Regions from separate parts of the Homo sapiens genome. Here region 1 is linked to region 2. A link is a loop called in an ENCODE intact Hi-C map of the cell type or tissue named here. Cell type or tissue: Calu3. All regions are shown on one strand. Each heading gives the region's core, and the rest is flanking DNA. Links, peaks and the distances in the headings are about the cores only. Region 1 has its middle 120 kb from the start of CYP26A1. Region 2 has its middle 52 kb from the start of CYP26A1.

Evidence for each region. A loop is a pair of places that touch in the nucleus more often than their neighbours do. Peaks named below come from ENCODE experiments on the same cell type or tissue, not always from the same donor. Only the 100,000 strongest peaks of a DNase experiment are listed, where the experiment ranks them.
Region 1: a loop joins it to region 2, with 2.4 times the contacts of the local background. A loop is called at or near these places in 1 of 110 quality-filtered maps.

The regions. Positions count from the first base shown.
Region 1 is chr10:93,183,101-93,198,653 of GRCh38, reverse strand. No RefSeq gene overlaps it. Among named protein-coding and RNA genes, the nearest start is that of CYP26A1, 120 kb to the right of the region's middle. In Calu3, for the core only: no CTCF peak of the experiment used is centred there; a DNase peak (open chromatin) is centred at 8,523.
Region 2 is chr10:93,118,029-93,133,581 of GRCh38, reverse strand. No RefSeq gene overlaps it. Among named protein-coding and RNA genes, the nearest start is that of CYP26A1, 52 kb to the right of the region's middle. RefSeq lists enhancers at 9,508-9,567, 9,658-9,727. In Calu3, for the core only: a CTCF peak has its summit at 6,920 (motif pointing left); a DNase peak (open chromatin) is centred at 5,491.

The DNA of each region.
Region 1 (15,553 bases), core at 5,865-10,864, 63 kb before region 2:
AGGTCAGCAGCATCAGTATCACCTGGGAACTTGTTAGAGATGCAAATTATCAGGCCTCACCCCAGGCCCACTGAATCAGAAGCTCAAAAGGTGGGCTTTGCAACCTGTGGCTGAAAAAGCTCTCCAGGTGATTCTAATGCGTTTGATAACCACTGGTGTAACTAAAGTGTCTAGCACAGAGTTGGCAACATAGTAAGTCTTAGATAAATGGTAGCTCTTTGCATTGTCATTATTTAGAGCTCAGCTCAATCCTGTGTTTATGGCTGGATCAACAGGGGCCCAGGGAGGTAGCAGTTTGCTCAAGATCACAGTGAATTAGTTGAATTAGTGGCACAGCTGGGATTGAACCCATATCTCCTGGTTCCTTCCTGTCTCTTTCTCGCCCTCTTAAAAAAATTTACAATGATGAGCCAATGTGTCTTCTTCACAGTAAGTTTGGGAAATAGGGAAAACAGGTCAAATAAAACTAAAACTTACCTACAACCCTAACCTTCCCCTCCCAAGAGACAGCCATAGTTGACTTCTGTATGTTTTCTTCTGTATTTTTAATGCACATAGATATAGGTATACAATGTAATAGTTATATATTATACATGTATATCATACGTATTGTCATTCATATAATACATATAAGGGTGTGTGTGTGTGTTTAGTAACACAAAATTGGGATCACACTGAGTAAATTGATTTAAAAGTCAAATACTACTAGGTTTATAATTTTTAAAATAACTCCATCTCTCCCCACTCCCAATTCTTGTTCCCAGAGGTAACTACTTACTGTCTTTTCAACTATTTCTTATATTTTACTCCATTTTTATAAATAACAGCTTATTGTACTTTCATGATTTTTTCATATTATCTATTAACTCTCAACTATGGAGAATGAGGATTTAGGTACTGCCTAATTTCTTAGTAGTAGCTCATTGTGCAAAGCTTGGTAACACCTAATGTTTGCTGAGTACTCATTATATGGCAGGTATATTCTAAGTGCAAATGCAGATTATTTGTCCTTAAACATATTCTTTTCTTCTTGTAGATGAGAAAATGGAAGCCCAGAGACTTAAGTAGTTTGCTCAGAATAACATACACTATCCCCTCAAAATGCATGCAAACACTATAGTGGACATATTTTGAAGTACCTCATCTTATTTATTTATTTATTTATTTATTTATTTATTTATTTATTTTGAGATGGAGTTTTGCTCTTGTTGCCCAGGCTGGAGTGCAATGGTGCGATCTCAGTTCACCACAACCTCTGCCTCCCGGGTTCAAGCAATTCTCCTGCCTCAGCCTCCCGAGTAGCTGGGATTACAGGCATATGCCACCATGCCCGGCTAGAAGTACCTCATTTTACATTGACTCCTTTAACTCCCTCTCATCTACCCATTATGATGAGTTCCCAAAAGCCATCAAAGTCCTTACCCTAGGAATCTGGAATTGGAATGGAGAAAGAGTTAGAATTTCAGCCTGTCTGGAATTGTCATGTGTGTGCATTTGGGCTCTGTGGGTAACTCTCTGCATTTGCCCCATAGACTAAATATCAGAGAGATCTGGTATGCAGTGAGAATGACACAGAGGTCCAGAGAGAAGCAGAGATCCATGAAACAAGAAGATTTGTGCAGACTTCCCACTTCCCAACTCCAATCCCCCATGAAGCTTGGCTCATTCCTACTGTTTAATGTAGTAGAATGTCCCTGAATCTCAATAACAAGTTGTCTATCTTTGCTTTAAAAGTTCAAGTGTGTTTCTGTTTCTTGCCCCCAAACAAGCTCTAATGATGATATGATCATACATAACAGTCCCAGCTTAAGAACCCCTGCCTTAGGCACAAGAGCAGGCACAGAGTTGATAGGAAATTGGGTATATCCCCATTCACCAAGTTGCAGTATAAGGGATAATTAGATTGGAAAACAGGACCATGAGAAATGGAGAGGAGGGAAACATTTTGCAGCAGCATCGTGTGGACGGATGAGATCTCCATTCAGCGCTTAGTAGGACCAGAAATCCCAGAAGCAGTTACAGATGACTGAGACAAGGCCATGTGGAAATGTAGGATACGAGTATGGTTTGGGAGGTGTCTTGGATTCAAAAAGAGAAATTTGGAGCTGTTGCAGCTCTTGTGATCTAGCTGGTTGGGAAAAATCAGAGAATAACTCTAAGTTTCCATTTCTTGTGAATCTATTGATTCTTCCTTAAAGATCAAGCCGGCTTTGTGCAACCTAATAAAATGAGCTCATTCCTGGTCCAGTCCAAGTCAGGAGCTGCTAGCACTGAAACAACAACCCAAAAAATAATTAGACAATTTTTATCCCTCACTCCTCCCAAGTTCTCCTGACACTCTCCAAATTCCCATTCTGAGAAGGCAACTATTTTATTTATTTATTTATTTATTTATTTATTTATTTATTTATGTCTATATTATTTGTTGCATAGCAAATCACCCCAAGACTTAGTGGCTTAAAACAACTATTTATGATCTCTATAGCTTCTATAGGCCAGAAATTTGGAAGTGGCTCAGCTGGCCAGTTCTGGCTTGGGGTCTCTCATGAGGCTACAGTCAAATGTTGGCTGGGGCTGCAACATCCAAAGGCTGTACGAAGGTTGGAGAATCCAGTTCCAAGGTAGCTCACTCATGTGGTTTGCAAGTTGATGCTGGTTGTCGGCAAGAGGCCTCAGTTCCTCTCCTCACGCACTTCTCCACAGGGCTGCTTGAGTGTCCTTATGCCATGGTAGCTGGCCTTCCCGAGTGTGCATTTCAAATGTTAGAGAGAGCCAGGTGGAAACTGTAACTTTTTAATGACGGGCTTGGAAGCCACATGGCATTACTTCTGCCACATTCTATAACATTCTTTTTTTTTTTTTTTTTTTTTTTTGAGATGGAGTCTCACTCTTGTTGCCCAGGCTGCAGTGCAGTGGCGCGATCTTGGCTTACTGCAACCTTCACCTCCCAGGTTCAAGCAATTCTCTTGCCTCAGCCTCCCAAGTAGCTGGGACTACAGGCGCCCGCCACCACGCCCAGCTAATTTTTGTATTTTTAGTAGAGACGGCGTTTCACCATGTTGGCCAGGCTGGTCTCAAACTCCTGTCCTCAGGTGATCCCCCCACCTTGGCCTCCCAAGGTGTTGGGATTACAGGCGTGAGCCACCGCGCCTGGCCAACATCCTATGTTATAAGTGACTCACCAATGGCCCACATTCAAGGGGAATGGAATTAAACTCTACCTTCTGAAGGAAGGTGTGTCAAAGAATTTGAAGACTTACGTTAAAATCACCACAGTAACCAACATACCTGTTTCCATGGAAATAGAGGGAAAACTATTATGGTTCTTTAACATTTGAATACCTACAATCAGGGAGGGCTAATAGGATTCAGATGGTGTGCCAATTCCCACCTGTTCCAAGTGGCTTCCAGGGGTACTGTACTGCAAAATATTCTGAGGGCAAACCCAAGTTCAGGAAAGAGTAGTGCCATGGTTCATTTGCCATGTCTGGCATCACAAACCCTATACATCCCTACACCAGAGTAGGGAGTGCTGGCACATGAGCAGGTGCTTAGCCCTGTGATTTCTGTGGCAGGTGCTTAGCCCTGTGATAGGGACAAATATGAATAAGACACAGGCCTAGCTCTCCAATTGTTTACAATCTATTTATTGAAGACTATGATGAACATAGTGAGCTACTCACTAAATTCCAGTCCTCCCTTTGTTTCATAGTAATAAAACTATAGCTAGACACATGGGTACCCAGTGGATACATGTCCTAGTTTCCTGTAGAGTTAGCTATGGACATGTGACTAAGTTTTCTCCAAGGTAAGTAGAAGTGATAGATGCCACTTCTGCTCTGGTGCCTCAACACTGGCTACACCTAGGAGATGGTAAAGAAAAAACATGAAAGAACTAACGTCCCTGAATGACTATGTGGACTATAGACACCAGCCAATCTGAAACCTGCTTCCTAAATTTTTACATGAGAGAGAAATACATGTCTCTGTTCTTTAAGCAACTGGTCTTGGAGATCTCCTTCTTGTAGCAATTAATACAACAAAGACAAATGAGACATATAATAAACACTGCAAAGTCTTCATACAGTATAAGATAATCACACAAAAGACATCATAACCTCATGTAAGGACCAAATGAGTCATACTGAATATTGATGGTACAAATTTAATAGCAATAGAACCTAATTGTAAATAGTAACTACTCGTAGAATTGTGAAAGTTAAATGAGATAATATCTGTGAAGTGCTTTGGATAGTGTATAGAATAATGTAAATGCTCAATAAATTTCAGGATGTTGTTCATATAAATTCAGTTATAAACACTGGTGGGGTGTGTTTTGGCACAAAGTGTATATAACAAGAATCAGACATTTTTGTACTTAAACACAATTCTGTCCCGTTATTTCATTTGTTTTCTGGGGCAGGTCTATTCCTTGCCCATTAATCTGTTTATCTGATATGAAACCAGGACGATGTCTGAGGCAAGAAAGCTAATGTACAGCACAGATGTGGCCTTGGTCTCTAAGGAATTCATCGCAGTCGCAGGAGAGATGAGTGAAAGCCTGTTCTTGACATTGAAAAACTAAAACCATGGAAGGAATTTAAAGCATTAGAAGTAAAAGCAGTAATTCTGTGTCTGAGCCAAGGCAGTCTAAGTATTGGGTGTGTATTAACGTTCATGAGCGGAGCTGCTGTATAACCAGTAATTTTTTTCAGGAAGATATGCACTTAGTGGAGAAGCACACAGTGCACAAATATATGATAGCAGAGAGTGCCCCTTCCCTGCTTCTCGAAGATCCCCCAGGAAGAAGACTACAATGCAATTATCAGGAATTATATACTTGGTTCTACCTCAGCATTAGGAAGAAAGGTACCTTTTACCTTGTTCCTTCTGTGTGTTCTTTTGAGGCGGGGGACTCGGACAGTCACTGGACTAATGTGTGAGAAATCGAGAGGAAGGTTGGAGGTCACGGCCGTGGGAAATTAGATGGAATATGTGGTGAGTTCCTCCTCTCACTGAGCTTACAGTCTTATGGGAAAGACAGACGCTCACCCAGGAAAAGACAGAAGGTACAAATTATACGCCCACAGCTAACGAATGGTTAAATCTCACAGCCCGGCCTGAATGTTACAGGAGGCAGAGAAAGGCTCATGCATTGTGAACTAGATTAGACCCATTAAATATCAGAGATGGAAGGCACCAGTGGCTTGGTATTGGTTTTCTTCTTGCAGTTGGTAATAGCTTATTAGTCTAATTCCTGCTTGTATTATATAACAATGTACATTCCAGAGCCAGGTAGAGAAAAAAATTTACCATGGATCATTTTTGGTCTGGCTGATAAGAAAAGGAAGAGGGGCTTATAAGAGAAAGCAAAGAGGAACTTTTGTGTCTCTTCTGGTGCAATCCCTCAAAAAACACCCCCAACCCATCCCACACCTCCACTCCAGCCTTGGGTTGATTCTATTCTAGTTTCTATTCAAAGGGAATCAAATGAACCTATTTAATGTGTCACATGGTGTTCCAATATATTTGTTTTTACTTGTATATACCCTTTCACAGGACTTCTCTCTGGGATTTGAAACTTTCAGTGCTCCCTTCCATTCCAATGATGACTTTGTCTTTTGAAAGTCTAAGAAATATCCCTTCAGCTGGATTTGAGATGTGAGGGAGTCAAGTTGGGGTAAAAAAAAATTTTTTAGCTTAAAAAAATTCTCAGACATTTTTTGCTAAGCCATAAATCAACAGTGGTTGAATTAAAACCGATCAAGCTTGGCTTGGGTTTAGACCTCCATGAGGTCTCTGGCTAAGCTGGAAGGGGAAAAAAATAAGTTAATACTAAAAAAAAAAAAAAAAAAAAAAAAAAAAAAAAAAAAAAACTCCTGTGCATGTCCAGTTGAAAGAGCAAATTCCACTTAATGAGAATTGGCCCTTTTAATCACCACAACAAATGTATCTACATAGCATTTCTTCATGTTGGCCCCAAACCTGGTTTTCTGTTCTTTTCTTTACGCATGGACCAAGACTGATAGAGAAGAAAATGGAACTTGCTTCGAGAATCCAGAGCCCCTCTTTCAGAAACTGTGGCTCACCCAGGGAATTGGTATCTAATCTGTAATATCAACTTCAGTGAGAACATAAATTGGTTAGCTCCTTGGTCTCTGGCTTCAAGGAGCATCTTACAGACAGGGCGTCAAAATGGTCCACTCCCCAAGACAGAGTGTCTGGGCTGGATGCTGGAAGGAGTCTTCATAGCATCCTGGCCCTCTCTCTTTCTCCTCAATGGGTCAAATCTAACAGAAACATCTTTGTTTATAAGGCCAAAAACTAAGAAGAAAGTCATTAGAAAGTCACCTGTGATTTTTCAGAGGCGGCGTCTGCATAGAACCATGGTCTCGACTGTTTTGATTGCAAATCTTTTGGGCATTTCTCTGAAAAACAACATAAAAGAGATTTCCAGAGCCATTGAATTTTTGAGGATACGTATTACTTCCCAGGCACTACAAGCATTTGATTCTGTGGGTCCCCAATGTTGGAACTTGTACAACTTATGTAATGTAATCATTTTATAATTGCATGTGGGTTTTATTCATGGTTTCTTTCTTTCTATTTTTTTGTAATTTTATTATCCATGTTTAATGTTTGGGAACATATCTCAAAAGTAGCCCCACCCCTACCCCGACCTCAAGTTCTAACCATCAGTTGATCTGCCTTGCTTTATTTTTGGTTAACATAATGAGCAAAACAGTACTTTCATGGACTATTTGGACTATTTAAGTCCTGGAAAGCTAAAACTCAGAGAGATATCTTGCAAATGTTTATATAATACAGAAAAATATCTGTTAGGCTTAAAAATCTCTAGTTAATTCACTTATCAAACATAACTGTAATAACATCACATAAAGAAAATGAAAAAGTTAAAGTACCAAGAAGATATACTAGGTCTCTGACCTTGACTGTGAACTTATTGCTTTGGCTCGTTTAAGCAGAATTTCAAATGGAGAGGTCCTTAAAAGCACGTTAACACTATTTTTTATTTATTTATTTTTTTTGTGAGACGGAGTTTCACTCTTGTTGCCCAGGTGGAGTGCAATGGCGCAATCTTGGCTTACCACAACCTCCACCTCCTGGAATCAAGTGATTCTCCTGCCTCAGCCTCCAGAGTAGCTGGGATTATAGGCACATGCCACAATGCCCGGCTAATTATTTTTATTTTTAGGACAGACAGGGTTTCTCCATGTTGGTCAGGCTGGTCTCGAACTCCTGACCTCAGGTGATTCGCCTGCCTCGGCCTCCCAAAGTGTTGAGATTACAGGCATGAGCCACCATGCCCGGCCACATTAACACTATTTAGCTGCCTATAAGGTGGCTAAAAATCACAATGTCTTTGATGTACTTGCTAATTCTTTCTAGGTTCTCAGGCATCAAATCTCTGCTAACTTTCTTTTTCTGAAACAGCCTCAACAAGTCCAGAAGCAACCCTCTCTTACTCTTTTTTTTGCTGTATCTTCTCTATCCTTTGTAGCATAAGCCTATGTCCTTTTACTTCTGTAGTTTCCAATTCTCTTCCTCTACATATGTAAATGCACAGTGAATTATCATTAGGGAGAAAAAAAGCAACCAGATATGGTTTACATACATTAAATTACATACATTAAATCCACCAATTCACAAATTAAATCTATTTCAAAAATATGTTATTGGGGACTTAACATGCTTTATTTTTCCCACAGAGACTGTGTTACGCATGATATATACAGTCTACATGGCTCACAGAAGTATGTTTGTTTTTATTATCAAGCTGACATAATATTAGTTGTCCTCTAGTTTCCCATTATTACTTTGAGTTACTCCTGGAACTCCAAATTCCAACGAGAAATCCAGACACAGGAATTACATCTTTCCCAGCGCAACCCCAGAAACTAGAAGAGAACTTCCCCTCCTCAAATGCTACATCTAATACGTCAGTAGCAAAAAGAAATGTTTCTATCTGTTCTTCTTCCCCCATACCAGTTCAGAGCCAAACTAGGAAGCATTAGAGCATTGTGAATAAGAGCTGAACATGATTTCTAGCTCTGCTACACACTACCAGTGGGAGCTTCAGGAAGTTATGAAATCTCTCTGAACTTCAGTTTCTTCCCGTCTAAATGACAATGACAGTACTACTCTCTGCCCTAAAGTAAAGATAAAAATACCCACCCACTGGCTTGTTAGAATTAAATTAGATAATGTATAGAACATCTTTAATGCACTGTAAGTGCCTGATGAATAGCAGCTATGATTTTCAGCCTCCTGATCCTGAGACCATGTGGTGTTGGTGGGGAGAGATCACTTCATCCCTGAGTCAGGTGCCTACCCAGGCCCACCTGTACAGTGAAACCTTTCCCCCAATAACTGCAAGTCAAACATAGGCAGATTTCTTCCAGTTAAAACAAACAAAAAACACTGGTTATGTTTAGCAACAGGGTTTGGTAAGCCACAGCTGCCAAGCCCTGCTGCCAGTCGGGTCCAGCCACAAGCCAAACTGGCAGTAAATGCAGGACCCTTGGCCAGAATGGGGTGCTGGGGGAGAATAGGGGAATGCGACTGGTCAAACCAGTTTGACTTTCTTTAAATGAAAGAAAAATGGTGAGATTGGCACATTTGATGATGGCTGAAAAATAAACATTTAGAGCGTCTTAACCACTCTTCAAATATAGATTCCATTGCTGGGTCTATTTTAAAAATAGTTTCAAGATATTATGCAGGCCAATATTTTCCAATCTGCAGAAAGCAACCCATTAATACAGTATAAAATAAATTTAATGGGTTGCTATTGGCATTTAAAAAAATAATAATTAATTTTATAGAGACAAGGTCTCACTATGTTGCCCAGGCTGGTCTCAAACTCCTGGCCTCAATTGATCCTCCAACAGCAGCCTCTCAAAGTGCTGGGATTACAGGAGTTAGCCACCAGTTCTGGTCGCATTTTTTTAAAGAAATGGAATAGAATAGAAAATAACAGAATGCACCAAAACAAAGTAATGTTGAGTTTTGTTTCATGAAACTGGGTTGAGACATAAAATGAATTTTTATTGTGTGCTGCAGTGAAAAATTTTGAAAGCCACTGATATAGACTGTTTTGCTTATAGTTCTTAGAAAGGACAACTTTGCTAAAATGTTATCTACATTCAGCAAGAACAAGTTTTATTTTTAAAGTTCTTCACAGAATCAAAAGTACTGCCTCTGCTTAAAAAAAAAAAAATTGGGGCACCAACAACTTGAGTTCTTGTCCAGAAAAAACTATAAACTTTCTCTTAGATTCTGAGAGGCTTTGGGATTCAGTTGTCCAGACAGACTATCAAGTCAAACAAAATTGGGATTTACCAGAAAAGTAAAGCAGATGTGGTTATATAAATACTGGTCCAAATGGAGAGGATTAATTGAAATCTCATTGAAAAATGGGAGGAAATGATCCCTATGAATGAGAATGATGGGTGGGGGGGTAAGTGGGACCTTCTTCTAATGGTGTCTGGTACATAATAGGTACTCGATGAATATTTTTGAATAAATGAAAATGATCATGTTACAGGGATAACCAGCCATGACTTTCAGATTGCACTGGGGTGGGGCTGGGGGTGTCCCAACCCACAATTCTTGAGAAGTTTGACTGATAAAATGACATTTAGCAAGAGTGATGAAAAACAATGCTCTGAGTGAATACTTATTCCAGGTATGAGAGAGAGTTAGTACCTGGTGTTTGTTATTCTCTGAATTCCACCCACCCCTGCCCCACCCAATTCATTCTCTACTTTTTGAGGCCCTGTTCTGTATCCTGAGTGGCTGACCTTCACCTCTGGCTTCCAGTTGGGTTTGGTCAGCAGAGATTAGCAGGCTGGAAAAGAAAGAGGTCAAGATATTTCTTCTCTGCTCCTATTCCACTTCAACACCCTGGTTCTCATAGAGGCTGCATCCCTCCAAGACAATGGACGCCACCAGCTCCTTCCTCCATGGCCATCCAGCCCTCTCCAGCAACAATGCTTCCTTTCCTTGTCACTTCAGGCCCAGGTATGGTCATGGATCCCCTCTACTGCTAGTCTTTAGATGCCTCAGTTTCCCTTGGGAATTCCCTCAACACTGATCACTTCTCTATAATTGGTCATTTCACGAAAGTCTCCTAATTTGAACCACCTGAGGCTTATTCTGTTTCCTGGTTGGACCCTGAGAAGTCCGGTATTTAAAGCATACATGAATTAACATTTTTTTAAAATTGAAGAATGGCACCAAACTCATAAGCCAAGAATGTTTCAAAACACCATTTCTTCTATCTATAATAAATAAAAAGCATTTTAAGCTCTTAAAGTGTTGGAGTTGTTGTAAATAGTGTTTGGAAGAGAAGAGTAAGCATTTCGGTGGCTGGGCTTCTGGTTGTTTGGTTTCTGGATAAAGAGAAATATCTTGTGATGTGACATGAGGCTTGGTTAGGCCCATTGGGCTGGTTGTCCAGGAAAGTCCGGGAGTGGGATTACACAGGCCTTTAGGGTGAGAGAATTTCTTAATGGGAGAAATTTGGTGATAACTAGGGAAAGGGGAAGATGAATCTGGCTACCTTTCCCCCAGAGTTTCAGCAAGGAAGGGAAAATAAAAGAACAATCTTCTAGAAGAGTGCAGTGGGCAACGGCAGGGCTGGAAGAAGTTCCTGGAAAGAGGCTGAACGTGGTCTACGCAGAGGATTCACCAGAGCCTTTCACAGTGGTGCTTTCTGCAGTGGTGCTTGCCTCTCAGTCCCTCTCTTTTCTTTTATTCCTTTCCCCTTGGTGATATTGGCATCAGTACCATCTATCCCAGCCACCAGATGAACCCAGTCTCCCTCTTCCAGCAATAGCTTTCCTTTTCCTTTTATTTTCTTTGAGACAGGATCACACTCTGTCACTCAGGCTGGAGTACAGTGGCACTATCAGAGCTCACTGTAAGTGTAAACTCCTGGGCTCAAGCAATCCTCCCTCCTTAGCCTCTTCAGTAGCTGAGACTACAGACACACATCATCATACCTGGCTAATTTTTTTTTTAATTTTTGTAGAGGTGGGGTCTCCCTGTATTGCCCAGGCTGGTCTTGAACTCCTGGGCTCAGGGCATCCTCCCACCTTGGCCTCCCAAAGTGATTGGATTACGGGTGTGAGCCAATGTGCCTGGCCTTCTTTCACTATTATTGGACTTGTAGATTTGAGTATTTTCCAGCATTTTGTTTCTAACCCAGCATATCTAAGGTGATGGAGTGATTGGTACAATCAGAGGCCAGGTATAAACCAAAAATAACCTGGGGTTAGTGAAGGCAGGAAGTCAGAAGTCTGTCCCCAAATGCAAGAGCTCCCTGAGTGCAGGGACCACATCTATCTTGTTCATTGTTGTTCTCCAGTGCAGGGTACATAATAGATGCTCAATAAATATTTACATAGTGCAGGATGTTATCAGAAACCAACTGACAGCTTATTCAAAACATCTTTGGCCTGAGCAATGAACCTAAAGGTGAGGTGGGCAAACTCTAATGAAAAGCATATTTCCTTAAATTTAAGGGACATTGTGACTCTAACATGATATAGTTACATCTTAACTTGAAACACTTCACCAAAAATTAGAGCCTCCACTGAGGAAGTTCCTTGGACCTACAGAGGCTCGGGTGTCCCCTCCTGCCCCTCTTCCCAGATGAAAGGGAGCCCATCTGGCACAGGCTGTAAACCAGATGTGCTGCAGCAACCAGCATAAAGGTCTCCCTGTGCTCACAATTCCTGTCTAGGAAGTCAGAGAACTTTTGGGAAATGCAGAGAAATGGCCAAATTGGTTTGCCATGGAATGTACAAACCCAACTGACCCCATGATTGGATTTCATCCTCTGACCACAAGAGTGCCAGGCAAGGGAAATGACTGAAGTTTTCCCCCATCTAGGGCCCATTAAGACAAACTGATTGACTTTAAACTTTCAGGTTTTAATTTGCCTTCTACCCACATGGCCCCTCGGGAAGGTGGAAATAGCCCTTCCCCCTAAAAACCGGTTTAACTCTTTTTCACTTTGGTTTCTTTGAAGATGGTATTATATGATGGAACTTATTTTAAAATATGTATTATTTTTCTAATTGTAAATGAGGTAACATACTTATTGTAGAAAGTTCTGGAAATCCTAAGAAAATATTTAAAGTAACATTTAAAAAATCAACTGCTATCTTTCCACCCAGAGATAATCTCACAGTTGATGTTTTGGTATACTTCTTATTTGATTTTTTATGTAAATATACCTGGGTGTGGATGTGTATTTTAAAAATCAGGACCAACATTTTTTCTAGCAAAAATTACCCTGTTATAAGAAATTACCTAAAATTTATGAAATTACCCAAAATATTAGGTAAAATACAGGGAAAATTACCTAAAATATAAGAAATTACCTAAAATTTTCTAGCATAAATTAGCCTGCTATAGAAAACCCCACAGTCTTGGCCCAAAAGCTCCTTAAGCTGATAAACAACTTCAGCAAAGTCTCAGGATATAAAATCAATGTGCAAAAATCACTAGCATTCCTATTCACCAACAACAGTCAAGCCAAGAGCCAAATCAGGAACACAATCCCATTCATAATTGCCACAAAAAGAATAAAATATCTAGGAATACAGCTAATCAGGGAGGTGAAGGAGCTCTACAAGGAGAAATACAAAACACTGCTCAAATAAATCAGAGATGACACAAAGAAATGAAAAAACATTCCATGGCCATGGATAGGAAGCATCAATATTGTTAAAATGGCCATACTGCTCAAAGCAATTTATAGATTCACTGCTATTCCTATTAAACTACCAATGACATTCTTCACAGAACTAGAAAAATCTACTCTAGGCTGGGTGCAGTGGCTCACGCCTGTAATCCCAGCACTTTGAGAGGCCAAGGCACACAGATCATGAGGTCAAGAGATCAAGACCATCCTGGCCAACATGGTGAAACCCCGTCTCTACTACAAATACAAAAATTAGCTGGGTGTGGTGGCATGCACATGTAGTCCCAGTTACTTGAGAAGCTAAGGCAGGAGAATGACTTGAACCCAGGAGGCAGAGGTTGCAGTGAGCTGAGATCATGCCACTGCACTCCAGCCTGGCAATAGAGCAAGACTCCATCTCAAGAAAGAAAAAAAAAGAAAGAAAGAAAGAAAAGAAAAGAAAAAAGAAAAAACTACTCTAAAATTCATATGGAACCAAAAAAAGCCTGAATAGCCAAGGCAATCCTAAGCAAGAAGAAGAAAGCTGGAAGCATCATGCTACCTGACTTCAAACTATACTACAGGGCTATAGTAACTAAAACAGGATGGTACTAGTACAAAAACAGACACATAGACCAATGGAACAGAATAGGGAACCTAGAAGTAAGGCCGCACATCTACAACTATCTGATCTTCGACTAACCTGACAAAAACAAGCAATGGGGAAAGGACCCCCTATTCAATAAATGATGCTGGGATAAATGACTGGCCATATGCAGAAGATTGAAACTGGACCCCTTCCTTACACCATATACAAAGATTAACTCAAGATGAATTAAAGACTTAAATGTAAAACCCAAAATTATAAAAACCCTGGAAGACAACCTAAGTAATACCATTCTGGACATAGGAACAGGCAAAGATTTTATGACAAAGACACCAAAAACAATTGCAACAAAAGCAAAAATTGACAAATGATAGCTAATTAAACTAAAGAGCTTTTGCACAGCAGAAGAAACTATCAACAGAGTTAACACACAACCTACAGAATGCGAGAAAAGTTTTGTAAACTGCATCTGACAAAGGTCTAATATCTAGCATCTATAAGGAACTTAAACAAATTTATAAGAAAAAAAACCCATTAAAAAGCAGGCAGATGACACAGACAGTTTTCAAAAGAAGACATACAAACATCCAAAAAGCATATGAAAAAAAGCTCAACATCACAGATCATTAGAGAAATGCAAATCAAAACCACAATGAGATACCATCTCACACCAGTCAGAATGGCTATTATTAAAACGTCAAAAAATAACAGATGCTGGTGAAGTTGTGGAGAAAAATGAATGCTTATATACTGTTGGTGGGAGTGTAAATTAGTTCAGCCATTGTGGAATATAGTGTGGTGATTCCTCAGAGACCTAAAGACAGAAATACCATTTGACCCAGCAATCACATTAATGGGTACAGACCCAAAGGAATATAAGTTGTTCTACCAAAAAGACATATGCATGTGTATATTTATTGCAGCCCTATTCACAACAGCCAAGACATGGAATCAACCTAAATGCCCATCAATGACAGGCTGGATAAAGAAAATGTGGTACATATACATGGAATACTATGAAGCCATAAAAAAGAATGTGATCATGTCCTTTGCAGGGACATGGATGGAGCTGGAGGCCATTATCCTTAGCAAACCAAGGCAAGAATAGAAAACCAAATACCACATGTTCTCACTTATTGGTGGGAACTGAATGATGAGAACACATGGACACACAGAGGGGAGCAACCCTCTTAGAGGGTTGGGGGTGGGAGGAAGGAGAGGATCAGGAAAAATAACTAGTGGGTACTAGACTTAATACCTGGGTGATGAAATAATCTGTACAACAAACCCCCATGACACAAGTTTACTTATGTAACAAACCTGCACACATACCCCTAAACCTAAAATAAAACTTAAAATAAAAATCAGGACCAAAATTTTTCTAGCATAAATTACCCTGTTATAAGTGAACATCCTAGAACAAACTTTCTCTACATCTGTCTGTATTTCCCCATGCTTCATTTCTAAAAGGGGAATAAAGGAATCAACATTTTTGAGGCTCTTGATACATATTGTCAAATTGTCCTCCAGGAAGATTGTACCAAGTTTTGCTTTACCTGCTGGTTTGATTTTATTTAATTTTTCTTTTCTCTTCTTTCTTTTGAGACAGTCTTAGTCAACAGGCTGGAATGTAGTGGCATGATCTCTGCTCACTGCAACCCCCTCCTCCCAGGTTCAAGCAATTCTCATGCCTCAGCTCTCCCAAGTAGCTGGAATTACAGGTGTGCGCCACCACACCCAGCTAATTTTTGTATTTTTAGTAAAGACAGGGTTTCACTATGTTGGCCAGGCTGGTCTTGAACTCCTGGCCTCAAGTGATCCTCCTGCCTTGGCCTCCAATTTTATTTTTGAAGAAAGTTTGCCTCCTTCCCTCAGAGTGTTTTATGAGTTGAAATTCTAGGGCAAATTCTAGGGCAACCTGTCTGTAACAGGTGAGGGAGTCCTCCGTGCACTTACAGGTGCAGGTGAAGAGGTAGGTTAGACCATCTCAGGAGTGTTTTCCATCCAAATACCTATGATTCCATCCATGAATCAAAGACTGCTCTCAGGAATCCTCGATCTCCAGCCCTCTCATTCATTTAGGTATCCAAGGAGGGTTTTTTTTTTTTGGCACTATTAACATGTATTTTGTTTATTATAAGCTCCAATATTTAAACTGAATCAAATAAACATTCACTGAGGAAAAAGATTTGGTGTTTAGTCTGCAACAATAAAATACCCAGCTTGGAATA
Region 2 (15,553 bases), core at 4,076-9,075:
ATGCAATGAAAAGCTATTATCTCTTGGCTGGACGCGGTGGCTCACGCCTGTAATCCCAGCACTTTGGGAGGCCGAGGCAGGTGGATCATTTGAGGTCAGGAGTTTGAGACCAGCCTGACCAGCACGGTCTCTACTAAAATACAAAAATTAACTGAGCGTGGTGGTGGGTGCTTATAATCTCAGCTTCTTGGGAGGCTGAAGCAGGAGAATTGCTTGAGCCTAGGAGGCGGGAGGTTGCAGAGAACCAAGATTGTGCCACTACACTCCAGCCTGAGCGACAGTGAGACTCACTCTCAAAAAAAAGTAAAAATTAAAAAAAAAAATTACAAAAAAAAAAGCTATTATCTCCAGAACATTTTCTCACTCTGTGCCACACTTCAGGCTAATCTTCTAACAACCCCCATGAAGTAGGATTGTAACCAGACTTAGCTGTCAAAATCAAGGTCTTTTTTCTATGTAATTATCAGAAAAGAAAAGCTTTAAAAGCATGAAAAATGTGTGCACTTTCTTTAGTTGTTATGAGGGAAGAGAGTTAACCCAGATCTACAGTCACATGTACTAGAACCAATGCCAACAAGAATCCAAAGAAAAGTTGAGTTTGCTCAACCAGTGGATTATTTGTAGAAGAGCCAGTGGGCTAGCCAAATAAACCAGATTGGTTTTTTTAATGTTATAATGGGTTGCTTGACTTAAGTTTCCACCCCCTTCCATTCCCTATTCCCGTCCTGCACCCTCCTCCCTACCCAAGAGCAGGAGAATTCGGTGGGTATCTAATAAATGCAGTCTACACATTAGGGCAGGGATTCCATGCTCACAACCAGGTGTTTCTCCACATGACAAACAACCTTTTGATGTTTGGGGTTTTCTACATTTTCCCTGAACTGAACTGATATTCCGTCTCATTGAATTAAGTCAAGCCTGTTTGGATACCTTGTCCTTGAACAATAAGGCAAAATAGAAATATACTGATCCATGATGGCTGGGGTCTGCGAGCTCCCTTCTCCATTACCTAGACAAAAGTCGTGCAATCTTGACCTCTAAATCTAAAGGTATTTACCACCGAGACCATCAAATGTGCTATATGTGAGACTTTTATCTAGTGAAACGATCCCAGCCCAGATCTCACTAGCAATGCAGCAGCGAGGTCTATTTAGAAAGAACATAAACAAGCCAAAGACATGAATGAGGAAGCCGGTGCCTTCCCCACACAGGACTCCTTCACATTAATCCGGGAGAGGGTATGTTTCAGGAGCCCAGCTTCAAGGGAGTAAGAAAACCCGAGGCTTCATTCCATAATTCTTACTCGCTGCTAAAGCCATGAGGCCAGGATGTGTGTTTAAAGCCTCTTTAATTCAAAGACCTGTTATCTTTACTTGACCTTATTTCCTGTCATTGGCGAGAATCAAGCTGCTTCTATTCCCCCTAATAGCCATATAGTATAACCCTTGCTGGGAACAACCGCTGTGTGTACCTTCTTTTGTGGCAGGCCGCAATCTTGGGAAGTAATGTGTCTGTTTTGAAAAGAGTCATTTACAGCCTGCTGTTTGACCTAAGGGATCCAGGAGCCCACCCTTTTCTGGCCTCATACACTGTATTTCCTTCCTGGGTTTTTCGCAGGTTTAATGCAGCACAGGTGGTGGTATGTTTCCAAACCAGGTGTCTGAGGCTAAAGACATCCACTAAAATATTTGGGTTTTTTTTTTTTCTTTTTGACTTGGAATTTTAGCACTGTGAGCTACTGAGACTTGGTAATGGCATGACTTGATTTTTTTTTTTAATTGCATTTTGGACTATCCTTTTCACAGTTTTTCCTCCCTGCAGTTTAACATTCCCTAGAGATGCTATAAAATCCCTATGGTTTACTTACTAACACTTTTCAATATAGTGTTGAGGCCACACACACAAGCTGACCACTCGCCAGTTGATTAGAGGTAGGGCCAGGACTGCAACAAGCTGACCAGGCCACAGAAGGGCAGGATGCAGGGAAACGCCTGGGCAGGTGGGCGGCTGCAGACAGGGCAGGACCTGACACTGACAAAGAAACAGATTCAGAATGGTTAAGTAATTTGCCCAAAGTCACACAGCTCCTAAGTGGTAGAGCTGGGTTCAAACCCACACTCTTTAACCACTGATAATACCATACCATTTGGGGGTAAATACATCTGTGCACCCAAAATATTTTAACACAGGCAATCCAGACATGTCAATGATGGAAAGTTGTTACAGATGGTCACTGACATGACCCTACAAAGGATTCCTCACTTGGCCTAATTTCATTAAAGTTCCGACTTTTCCATAAAATCTACTCTCATACCCTATTCTGTGAGACAAGTCTACTACAGAAACAAGTTTCTCATGGCTGACAATGATCTTTTGATAGAAAGTACTGGAATTGGTTCTACACCCGTTTCTCTCACTCATTAGCTTGAGAACCTTGGCAAAGTCATTTAGCTTCTCTGAGGGAAATAGGATGACCACATGTTCCAGGTTGCCCAGAACAGTTTACTAGTTTACATGTGTTCATTCCACTGTAAGGGTTAATGGCGCCCCTTTTTACTCTCTAAACTATTCTGGTCTGGATAAGTTATATGGTCACTCTAAGTAGAGTGTTCATCTTTTGAGACTATTTCCCATTCTTTTGATATCAGCACCTCAATGTTTCTTGAGGAATCCTCCTGCCCCATATGGCTTAGGCAGCTGAAGATGGCCAATTAAGTTTCCGAATTCCCCCAGCCATGGTAACTGTTTCAGAGATGAGCACATGATCTACACCTGGCCAGTGAAGGTGGGCGTGCAGGACTTTTATAGGAACTACCAAGGAAGAGGCCCTCTCTTTCCAGTGAGGTTGTTGGGCTGTGGGATGTAAGCCTGGGGCTGGTTGTTGGCCATGACATGAGGAACGTCTGCCAGAGAAGAAAGCCGTGCAGACCGTGGAGGAATGGAGAAGGGGAAAGGACCAGCATGATGGTACTGCTTGAACTCATGGCCAGAAGCCGGTTATATGGAGGGACTTCCTAGTTAAATGTACTAATAACTTCTCTGTTATGCACAAACAAGTTTGAATTGGGTTCTGTCACTTGCAACTGAAGGAGGGCTGTCTAAAAAGGGAGATTGGAATAGAGTATTTCAGCTCTGGCATGTCATACCTCCATTGAAAGATAAATTAACACACACAGAGAAACGTACATAGAGCTCCAACCCCACTGGGGAAACTGAGGCATTACTCACCCAGGTCCTTCATGGTTTGGTGATGCTTAGAAGAACATCAGACGTTATCTAATCCAGTGGTTTTGACTGGTCCATGGAGACCTAGGTTCTAGAGAAGTGTCTCAGTGACTGCCCTAGAGGGTGAGACGTGAACGTGAAAGTTAGGGTCAGAGAGTGAGAGCAGGCAGGACCTAATGGCTCTCCCCTATTTCACCCAGGGAAGCTCGCCTGTTAGCTGTTTTATATATTAGGATTCAGGGCAAGAGTTCATGCAGGGGACGTAAAGGTTCCATTGCTCAAAGAAGATTGGAAAAACACTCATTTAGTCAATACCTAGGATTTTAAGAAGAGGACTCCAAAGCCCAGAGGTAGTAAGGGACACCCCTTCCCTCAAGGTCATACATAGTTGACTTGAGAGGGAAAACCTGAAACCTGTCTGGTTCTCTTTGACATCACAATGTCTTCTTTGGTACAATTTTTTTTTTTTTTTTTTTTGAAATGGAGTTTCACTCTTGTTGCCTAGGCTGGAGTGCAATGGCGCCATCTTGGCTCACTGCAACCTCCGCCTCCCAGGTTCAAGTGATTCTCCTGCCTCAGCCTCCCAAGTATCTGGGATTAGAGGTGCACACTACCACACCCGGCTAATTTTTTGTATTTTTAGTAGAGACAGGTTTTCACCATGTTGGCTGATCTCAAACTCTTGACCTCAGGTGATCCACCCACCTCGGCCTTCCAAAGTGCTGGGATTACAGGCGTCAGCCACTGCGCCCGGTGAATTTTTTTTAAAAAAAAGCTTTTACTTAATGGTATTATGAGGACAAATAGAGTTATATTTATATCATAAGCAATACATATTTATATACTATATAAAATAATACAAATAAAATTTTGTATCTGTTTCCTTGCTTGGTGTCTGTGTCCCTCCTTAGCTCTAAGCCTCAGGTGCTACCACCTTAAACACAATGGGAGCACAACAAAAATGTGTTTAAAAAAGTAAGAAAATAACTAAGTCACAGAGGAGCATGCGAAGCAGGACCCGGGGATGAAATCATCAAAATCCAGACTGCAGAAAATGCTCAGGACAAACATGCTTCCTCAACAAATCTCAAGGGAAAAAAAAAAAAAGAATAAATCTGCAGATTAAGAGAGATCTGAGGAATAGATGAACCATATGCAATATGGGATCTGAGTCAAACCAAAGGTTAAACTTAGAGATAATCAGGGAAGTTTCAAAGACTATCTGGATGTTGGATAATATTGTCGTTGTTTTAAGGGTAATAGTGATATCGTGGTTGTGTTTAGAATAAAAGAGTCTTCATCTTTTAGAAATACACACTGAAATATTAAGGGCTGATGGCTGAAATGATGTGATCTTGCAAATTTTGTGCAAATAACCTGGGGGTGAAAAGGGAGGTGGGAAGCAGAGTTGAAAGATTGACCTAAAGTTGATCCTTGTTGAAGTTGGAGAGAGTCTATATGGAAATTCATTGTACTACTTTGCTACTTGCAATTTTCTATAATAAAAATTTAGAAGGAATAAAGGGAGGCAAGGAAAGGAGAGAAAGGAAAAGAAGGAAGGCCCCTTTTTTCTTTTCTTTTCTTTTCTTTTTTTTTTTTGAGACAGAGTTACGCTCTTGTTGCCCAGGCTGGGGTGCAATGGCACGATCTCGGCTCACTGCAACCTCCGCCTCCCGGGTTCAAGTGATTCTCCTGACTCAGCCTCCTGAGTAGCTGGGATTACAGGTATGCACCACCATGCCCAGCTGATTTTGTATTTTTAGTAGAGATGGGTTTTCTCCATGTTGGTCAGGCTGGTCTCAAACTCCTGACCTCAGGTGATCCACCTGCCTCGGCCTCCCAAAGTGCTGGGAGCCATCGCACCTGGCCGGAAGACCCTTTCTTTGGAGCCAGACTTGGATTCCCATCTTGGCTCTTCCATTTACCAGCTGTAAGGATCAAGGCGTAGCTGGACAAGCCGCAGACAAAATCCCTCAGACACCAAGTTAAAGAAGGAAGGGCTTTATTCGGCCGGGAGCTTCAGCAAGACTCAGGTCTCCAAAAATGGAGCTCCCCGAGTGAGTAATTCCTGTCCCTTTTAAGGGCTTGCAACTCTAAGGGGGTCCGCGTGAGAGGGTCATGATCGATTGAGCAAGCAGGGGATACGTGACTGGGGGCTGCATGCACCGGTAATCAGAACAGAACAGAACAGAACAGGACAGGGATTTTCACAATGCTTTTCCATACAATGTCTGGAATCTATAGATAACATAACCGGTTAGGTCAGGGGTTGATCTTTAACTAGGCCCAGGGTGCGGCGCCGGGCTGACTGCCTGTGGATTTCATTTCTGCCTTTAATTTTTACTTCTTCTTTCTTTGGAGGCAGAAACTGGGCATAAGACAATATGAGGGGTAGTCTCCTCCCTTAAAGGTTACTATTTATCTTCAGTTTCCTTCACTGCAATGGTACTAAAAATACTACTTGTCTCCTAGAGAGGTTGTGAGAATCAAATGAAGTCATATACGCAAAGTGTGTCTGGTAAATTGTATGCAATAAAGGGTAACTGTTATTGTTAAGATCAAATGTTAAACATACTGCCCTCATATCCAAGTAAAATTGGTGCCAGAAAAATTACACTTTAGGCCAGGCGCAGTGGCTCTCGCATGTAATCCCAGTGCTTTGGGAGGCCCAGGCAGGTGGATCACATGAGCTCAGGAGTTCAAGACCAGCCTGAGCAACATGGCAAAACCTTGTCTCTAAAAAAAATACAAAAACTAGCCAGGTATGGTGGTGCATGCATGTAGTCCCAGCTACTTGGGAGGGTGAAGCATGAAAATCACTTGCACTCAGGAGGTGGAGGTCGCAGTGAGCTGAAATAGCACCACTGAACTCCAGCCTGGGTGATAGAGCCAGACCTTGTCTCAAAAACACAAAATTACACTTTAATAAAAATAATAACTAAGATTGTGGAGTGCTGTTTTACCTGTAATAACTGTCCTCCTCTCCTCCCTATTCATTGATTTTTTTCCATCCTCATACTCAAAGTGAAACCTCTTTAAACAAAACTTAAAAATTTTAGTAAATGGTAACATAATAAATGACAAAAACTAATAAAAATAATTTTTTAAATAAAGCTAAATAAGTTTATCTCATCTTATATGACCAAATTTGGAAAATAATGGTAAATGTGCTCTAATTCTTAGAACAAGCAATAAATGAATTAGTTTCAGGGGTTTTGGTGCAATTTTCTGCCAACATTACATGACAGTACAATAGCAATACCTTCACTTCAGGTTTTATTCTATAGCATGATCATAAAAATAGTCATTTTCACAAAAATATTACAAGATATCACCCATTTCCTGAAGCCTTTCCTATTCAAGTCATTCTGTTTTGAAGCATCCTGCTGCCATTCTTTTCTTCAATTGGTAGTGGACTAATTTAGTGATATCCACATTTTCAATAGCTTTTTCAGAAACCATAGGACTTTTCCAACATCACCCTTTAGAATGTTTCATGAAATCCTGTATTCTTGCATGATTTTTTTGATGTGTTGTTAGCTTGGAAAAATGTCGATGTTAAGTCAGGTGGAAGGAAACAGAGCTATTCAAAGGTGTACTAATTTTATAACGTGTTAGTTATTCAGGAATTCTGCATCCCTAAGCAACCTACCAATTGTTGGAACTGGAATACAAGGCACAACCAAGCTGTATTGTGCCAGTGCTGCCCCCTGGTGACAGATATGAAGAACTGGTCCTCCCTTCACTTCTTTCTCCTGGAGAGGCTCCCCACCCAGGCTGTGTTCTCCCTTTTTTCCTGCCACCACTTCCCCTTCTATAACCAGAACCAGGATTTGTCTTTCATATGAAACCTCTGACTATTTTCTTTCTTTTCTTTTGCTCACAAACCTCTGAAAACTCTTCCTCTTACCTGCCTCCAACTTCACTCTCCATCTAGGTCGCAAAAACAACCTCAACAGAAGCTGATGAACATCAGGCTAGCTCCAGGAGTTCGCCTGTCTGTGTCACAGAACAGAAAAGCCATATGTTCAAAGTGAAGTTAGAATGAAAAGCATTGCTATCAACCTGGGGGGTCCTGGAAGGTGCCCAGAAGTTCTCTTCAGAACTCTGTGCCTCTTTCTTAACCTTTAAGAAAAACTTTCTCAAATACCAGCATTCATAATCAGTCACAAACAATTTCTTTGTTAATCTTTTTATTGCTGCTCTGACAGGGAAGAAACCTTTGTCCAGGTCATAGGGGTGGCCCTCCTAAGAGACTGTGCTGGAACTGTTGGGGCCCTCTTAAATGAAGGCAGCCATCTTTCCCCCCTCCAGATTGCTTCTTGGCATCCCAGTCTGCTGTGCTCTCCAGACTGCAGAGGACCCAGCGCTTACTGGCCTCCCACTCATATCCATGTTGGTTTCTCCCATCATTTGTCCTTCTCTCCTTCCTATTCATTGACTTTTCCACTCCCCAGCATAGCTGCGTCCTGGATTCAAGTTCTGGCAATACCATTTACTAGGTGTGTGTGATCACGGCATGCCACCCTTCTAGGCCTGATGTAGTTTGAATGTGTGTCCCCACCAAATCTCATGTTGTATTGTAATCCCCAATGTTGGAAGTGGGGCCTGGTGGGAGGTGTTTGGATGATGGGGGAAATCCCTCATGAATGGCTTGGGCCATCCCCTTGGTGATAGTGAGCTTTTGCTCTGAGTTCACATGAGATCTGGTCATTTAAAAGTGTATGCCATCTGCCCCCACTCTCTCTCTCGCTCCTGCTCTTGCCATATGACATGACTATTCCCCCTTCACCTTCTGCCACGATTGAGAGCTCTCTGAGGCTTCACGAGAAGCCAAGCAGATGTCAGCACCATGCTTCCTGTAAAGCCTGCAGGGCCATGAGCCCATTAAACCTCTTTTCTTTATAAATTACCCAGTCTTGGGTATTTCTTTATAGCAATGCAAGAGCGACCTAATACAAGGCTTCAGTGTTCCCATCTTTAAAATGAGAATAGCAACAGTACCAACTTCATAAGGTCACAGTGAGGGTTAAATACATTAAGAAAGAACAGGGGTGTGTGTTTGGTGGTGGAGGGGGCAGTGGTACTTGTGGTACTTAGCATCATGACTGGCACAGAGCTAGCACTCAATAAATGTTAGCCCTTGCTTTTTTAGTTCCTTTGTGTCTTACACCTAGGCTATCATGAACTTGCCAACGAACCCCGGGGGAATACTCCTTCCTTGGCTCTTCATGTGCCAGACTCATTTTCACTATTGCCAGAAGATGTGTTAAGGTAGCAGCAGAGAAGGCATGAACAGCACAGCCTTTGTGGGGGTAAGGAAACTGCAGGATTTTTCCTAAAGAAGATTTACTTTTCTTCTTCCCTATTTTCCAAGACTTGACAACCCCTTAGGTTCAGGAACTAGCAGAAGCAGTTTCACCTTGGAACACACTTTTATTTGTTACTTAAAGTAAAGGTAGACTTTTAAATTTCTTCCTTTGTTTATAAATAGGACATGATTATTGAAGAGAATTTAGAAAACCACAGAAAGTTTAAAGATGAAAAAAATCACCTGACTTCCTCCTTTCAGAGATAACCACTGATAACATTTCACAATCTCTTTTGCACACGTATATCTCTATGCTTGTTAAAAATAGACTCCTGGCTGGGCGTTGTGGCTCATGCTTGTAATCCCAGCACTTTAGGAGGCTCAGGCAGGTGGATTACTTGAGGTCAGGAATTCGAGACCAGCCTGACCAACATGGTGAAACCCCGTCTGTACTAAAAATACAAAATTAGCCAGGCATGGTGGCATGTACCTGTAGTCCCAACTACTTGGAAGGCTGAGGCAGGAGGATCACTTGAACCCAGGAGATGGAGGTTGCAGTGAGCCAAGATCATACCGTTGCACTCCGGCCTGGGCAACAGAGCAAGACTCTGTTTAAAAGAAAAAAAAAAAAAGATTTCTACCATTCTTCAGTTTTTGTTATACTTTCATGCTTTGCTTTATCACTTAACTTATATAGTGAACATTTCCCAGCATTCAATATTCATAAAAAATGACTGTACCGTAATTCATCATGTAAACGCACCATAAGTACTATATATTCTTCTATCATGTCTAATTTAAACAACCCTGGAATGAACACTTTATCAGAAATCTGTTGTCTTCAATTCTGAGTACTTCTTCAGTATTAATTTCTGGAGGGGGATTGCTGGGGTTAGAATGGATTACCCCACTTAATACTCTTTATACGTACTGCAAAACTTTTGCAGAAAGGTTGTACCAATTTACAATCCCATCGGCAAAGTCTGAGGGACCTAAAAGGCCCACCTCTAGTCTCTTGTCCTGGAGACACAGCCCATCAGCTTCTGAGTGGAGGTTGTGAAGGGCTGCTCACCAGAGCATTCAAGAGGGATTCACACTGCTTCCTGTTGCTTATTTTCAAGAGAACTTCAGGTGTATTAAAGAGGTGTCATACTTCAAATGACTCCTGTGATCTGACACTGCATTAAATTTCTCCACCGTTTTTTGTTTTTAAAGACAGGGTCTCGCTCCATCACCCAGGCCGGAGGGCAGTGGTGTAATCATAGCTCACTGTAACCTTGAACTCTTGGGTTCAAGTGATCCTGCCACCTTAGCCTCCTGAGTAGCTGGGACTACAGGCACGTGCCACCACACACAGCTAATTTTTTATTTTTTATAGAGATGGCATCTCACTATACTGACCAGGCTGGTCTCAAACTTCTGGACTCAAGTGATCCTCCCACCTCAGCCTCCCAAAGTGCTGGGATTACAGGCTTGAGCAACCGTACCCAGCCTCCACCCTCTTTTTAGTGAAACCCCCAAGGCCCTAGCACTAAAAGTGGTCGGCATGTGGAACAGCCTGAAACCCACCATCACTACCTCATTATTAGCTAACGCAGCCCCTCATGTGTTACCTGCAAACATTAATCACAAAAGTAGTTGCTTTTTACTCATTTATTTCTCATCTGTGTTCCTCACTATAATATATGTTCCACAAGGGACCACATTGTCTTATTCATCACTGTAAGCCCAGCACCTGGCCCTCTGCCCAGTATAGAGCAGATGCTCCATCAATATTTGTCGAATAATCAAATGATTCGTCTTTGTCCCTCAAAAAGCTACCTATATCACATGTGCCCCCAAGTTTACAAGAGTTTGGGGCTCACTGCAACCTCCGCCTTCCAGGTTCAAGCGATTCTCCCACCTCAGCCTCCCAAGTAGCTAGGACTACAGGCACGTGCCACCACATGCAGCTGATTTTTGTATTTTTAGTAGAGACAGGGTTTCACCATCTCTACATTACATCAGATGTAAATGTTTAATAGTAACTTAAGATATGGCCAGTTATTATATTGCCAAGCAGGATGTAAGTTTCACAGCTGGCATAGTCATTTTGTCAACAAAATCCACTGTTACTCACAATCTTCCCTATTTAGGAAGTCACTGCGAGGAGACCCCCAGCATGAGGCAATAGCTTCACAGCCATTCACTGGAGCATGTCACTGGGTTGGAGTTTGGGGCCAGCTTAGAACTCACATATTGGCCAAAGTAACACCTCTGGGATTCCAATTCTAGAGGAATATTTTAACCTGTCCAGTTGGAACCAGTTGAACTGTTCACACCCCTGTGTGGCCAGTGCAAGCTATTGAGAGAATGGATCACTGTCACTTTAAGTTTGAAGTGCCCAAATTAAATATATTTTCATGAGGGATGAGTGTATTTTCATGATGTACGTACAGTGTAGGCACCAAACTACCCAGGCTTGACTCTCAGCCTCTCTCTTACTAGTTATATGACTCTGGGTAAATTCGTTAAGCTTGCTGTGCCTCAGTTTCCTCATCTGGAAAACAGGCATACTAACCTTGTCTACCTCATATTGTTTTCAGAAGGATTCATGGACTAATACATGTAAAACACTTACATTGGTCCTCGCACAGAGGAAGGACAAATGAATATTCACCATGGTCATTACTGCTGTCCCCTGGCCATCATCCTTCCTCATGATATCACCTTCAACCCCTCCGTCCCCGGCCCTGCTCTTGCTCCTGCTCTTCCTTCTCACCTCTCAGACTGTGGTCATTCAACAATAAAGACCTATTGGACCAGCTGGATGCCAGAGACTGTGCTAAGTGCAAAGGACACAGTTTGCCCCTTCTTCTTAGAGTCCAGTACACGAAACAGACAAGAAGTCAGGCAGTTTCAAGGCAGTACGCTAAGAGCTAGGGTGTTGGTAGGCGTGGCCTGCCATGGGGACATCTGCCCCCCATGTGGCCAGAGAGGTCTTCCTGAACAGAGAAACCTGGCAGGTGAGCAGAAATGAGACAGCTGAGGGGGTGAAGAAGAGAATTCCAGAAAGAGGGAAGAGTACACAGAGGGGCCTGGAGGCAGCTCTAGACCAGCTCAGGGAATTCAAAAGAGCTCATTCTGACTGGAAAAGGAGTGAGGGAAGGTGGACGGCGTGGGGAGTTCTGAGGGGTGATGATGTTGAGCCCAGCAAGGCCAGATTATTAAGGAGTCTGAGGCCTTAACACAATCTCCCAGGTCTCCCTGTTCCAATGGGGAACACCCAAAGGATGTTGAATAGGGGAGTGATATGATTGTTTTTCCATTTCAAAACCGTTCTGGCTGCAATCTGCAGACTACATCACATGGGGTTAAGAATGGAGCCATGGAGACCAGTCAGGAGGCGTTGGATCTAGGCAGGATGGTGGCCTGATCCAGGATGTCAGCGGGAACTGGGGATGGAGAAGAACAGACAGGTCCGTGAGCTATTAGGAGGAGATGTGAGGCTGACTTGATGATGGACTAGATAGTGAGCAGTGGAGCCCTGACCCTGTCCCAGGTCCTGAGCTCTGGCACTTGGATCCTGTGATGCCACCAAGCCTGTCTTCCTATCTGCAGCCTCACCTGCCCCCAAATGCCTCTTGCCTGGCAGCCTGGCATTCTGCTTCCTTGAATACAATCCTAAACTGGTCCCCTCTGATCCCACCAGGATTGCTCATCATTGGCTTGGGCACCTCTATGCTCACCTGGGAACACAGTGGCTCCCCACCTCCCTTTTCATTCAAACACCTGACCCACCCATTGCTCCCTCCACCTGGATGTGTCTTCCCTGCTCTTCAGGACCTAGATCCTTCTCATCCTCTGCTGAACAATCGCCTCCTCAAAGCAGGCTTCCCTGGGCTCCCCCACTATGCTCTTCCTTGGAACACTGACGATTTGTCTGTGTTTGTGGAGTTTCTGCAGTTTCTGCCTGTCCCCTGCATCCCCCATAACATATACCCTTTGAATGTCAGTCCAGCAGGACACTGCTGCCTTGCTTTCCGTCGTCTCCCAGGCATCTAGTGCTATGCCTGACATGCGCTGCTGCTCCACACATCATTGTGGAATGAGTAATGAGTGAAGGAAGCACACTGTGTCCCCGACCATCAGTCAGAGCAGCTCCTTTCATAGTCCAACCTTGCCTGCCTCTCAAGCTTCATCTCCAACCTCACCCCTACACACATACACTGTGCGCACACACACACACACACACACACACACACACACATGCTTCAGGCTCTATGACGCCAATCTGCCTACAATTCCCCACTGCCAAACCTTTGCACACATGGGTTCCCTCACAGCCCTCCCATCAACCCAGTCCACCCCTATGGATCCTCCAAACCCCAGCTCAGACATGACCTTTCAGGAAGCCTTTCCTCACCAACCATCACAACTAAGTTACTCTCGTCTCTCCCTCCGCTCCCTCTGTACCCCATCATTATTGCACCTGGAGGTCACCATGAATTTGAACTCTCTGCACGTGTCTCCTAGTAGACTTGAGAGTAGATCCAATCTTTCGACTCTGGAACCACAGACCCCTCAGGGCTTCTGGGAGAATCATGCACTGTTACCAGGGTTACATTGCCCCCTCCTCTCTCTTCAGAAAGACCTGCCCACCCTCTCAAGGCCCTCATGCCAGCAGCTTTCTGCTCTCAGACACAGAGCTGACTGATTTCTCCAGCCTTGCCCTTGTCCTTCTACAGCCAGGTACAAGAGGCAAATTACAATTCTGCTTCCTCCCCTTTCATCCCCAATATTTTCTTTTTTTTTTTTTTTTTCTTTTCAAGATGGAGTCTCACTCTGTCACCCAGTCTGGAGTGCAATGGCGTGGTCTCGGCTCACTGCAACCTCCACCTCCCAGGTTTGAGCGATTCTCCTGCTTCAGCCTCCCGAGTAGCTCAGACTATAGGTGCATGCCACCACACCCGGCTAATTTTTGTATTTTTAGTAGAGATGAGGTTTCACTATGTTGGCCAGGCTGGTCTTGAACTCCTGACCTCGTGATCTGCCCACCTCAGCCTCCCAAAGTGCTGGGATTATAGGCGTGAGCCACCATGCCCAGCATCATCCCCAATATTTTCATAGAAATAAAAGTAAATGCAGGCCTGGCACAGTGCCTCATGCCTGTAATCCCAGCATTTTGGGAGACCAAGGTGGGTAGATCATTTGAGGTCAAGAATTTGAGACCAGCCTGGCCAACATGGTGAAACCTCATCTCTACTAAAAATACAAAAATTAGCTAGGTGTGGTGGCGCACGCCTGTAGTCCCAGCTACACAGGAGGCTGAGGCAGAAGAATTGTTTGAACCTGGGAGGCAGAGGTTGCAGTGGCCCAAGATTGTGCCACTGCACTCCAGCCTGGGTGACAGAGCAAGACCCCCATCTCAAAACAAAAAAATTAAATGCACAGATGGACATCCAAAACCAGAAATCAATAATGATGGCTTCTTCTGGAAGGCGAGGAACAGAAACATGGGGTCTGAGGAGGGAAGGAGACTTCACTCAACTTCCTTTGTCTCCTTTTAACCAGGAGAATGCATTAGTGCTTATTGCATTGTAATTGTAATAACAAAGTAGTTACTAAGCCAGAAATACATGAAGGGCAGAAATCCTTAAGAAGGAAGAGGTACCAGGTCAGGGCTTCGGGGAGCATGCAGAGGGGATGGGGCCACCCAGGCTGGGAAGAGGCTGCATTTGCACATCTGCCTCCTCTTCTGACCCGCCCTTCTCCACCCCAGCAGGAGGTGAACAAGCAGAGACCTCCCCACCCACAGCCAAAAAAAAAAAGTGAGCCATCAACTGCATCTTCCTGACCCAAGAGTTACAGATGGGGCAGGAGGAAAAGCTTACACACCCATAAATAACGTGTCCTGGGGACTTACTATTCCAGCACCTGGGCTCCAGGACTGCCTCAAGGAAGGGCTCAGTGAAGTATGTGCCTTTATAGGCCTTCCATGGATGCAGAAGTGCAAACAGCTATCCACACACCATACAAGGCACCCATGATGGAAACACATGCCAGGTACAGATGTGGGTGGAGAAGAGGGTAAAGCCTTTTTATCTTTTTTTTTTTATTCTTTTGAGATGAAGTCTCGCTCTTGTCCCCCAGGCTGGAGTGCAATGGTGTGATCTCGGCTCACTGCAACCTCCGCTTCCTGGGTTCAAGTGATTCTCCTGCCTCAGCCTCCCGAGTAGCTGGGATTACAGGTGCCCGCCACCACACCTGGCTAATTTTTTTTTGCATTTTTAGTAGAGATGGGGTTTCACCATATTGGCCAGGCTGGTCTCGAACTCCTGACCTCAGGTGATCCACCCACCTTGGCCTCCCAAAGTGTTGGGATTACAGGTATGAGCCACCGCGCCCAGCCGGGTAAAGCCCTTTTTTTCCTGACTGCAGCATCAACTGGCCCACCTCTGCCCACCAAGGACCCAGAGCCAGGAAGGCTCAGTTCGTGGCTACCTGAGGGCTCCAGGACACGCAGTACATTCATCAGGGCAGTGAGTCTAGTGACCACTTGGCAATCGGTACCACCCCTCCTCCCAGGAGAAAGTGGCTTCATTGTCCCAGGAGTAAGGGAGAAAAGAAATCCCTTCATGGGTTAGAAAGCAGGTTGCTTTTCTCCCCCTCTCTCCTTTATGAATCTAGTTGTTGAACCTACCTTTGGCTGTTATGTCTCTCCATAATTATGCACAAGGCAAGAGAAAGCAACAACTGTAACTTGAGACTCAGCAATTCAGTTTAACCACCCCAAATAACTGACAGCGCGGGTATAAAACATCCCGCAACAATGCTGGCCCAATGGCTATTACGGTGATTTACTCTGGACCACATGAAGTTCAGCGGCCGGGGAAGACGGCAGAGCCTTAAACAGGCTTTCATGCCTGTGTCGTAAATTCAGATGATTGCTTCAAAGGTGGTGCCAAAGTGCTGGTAACCCAAAGTCAAGGGGCCTAGGTTTTGTTTTCCAGGGCAAAGGGACACCATCAATGATGG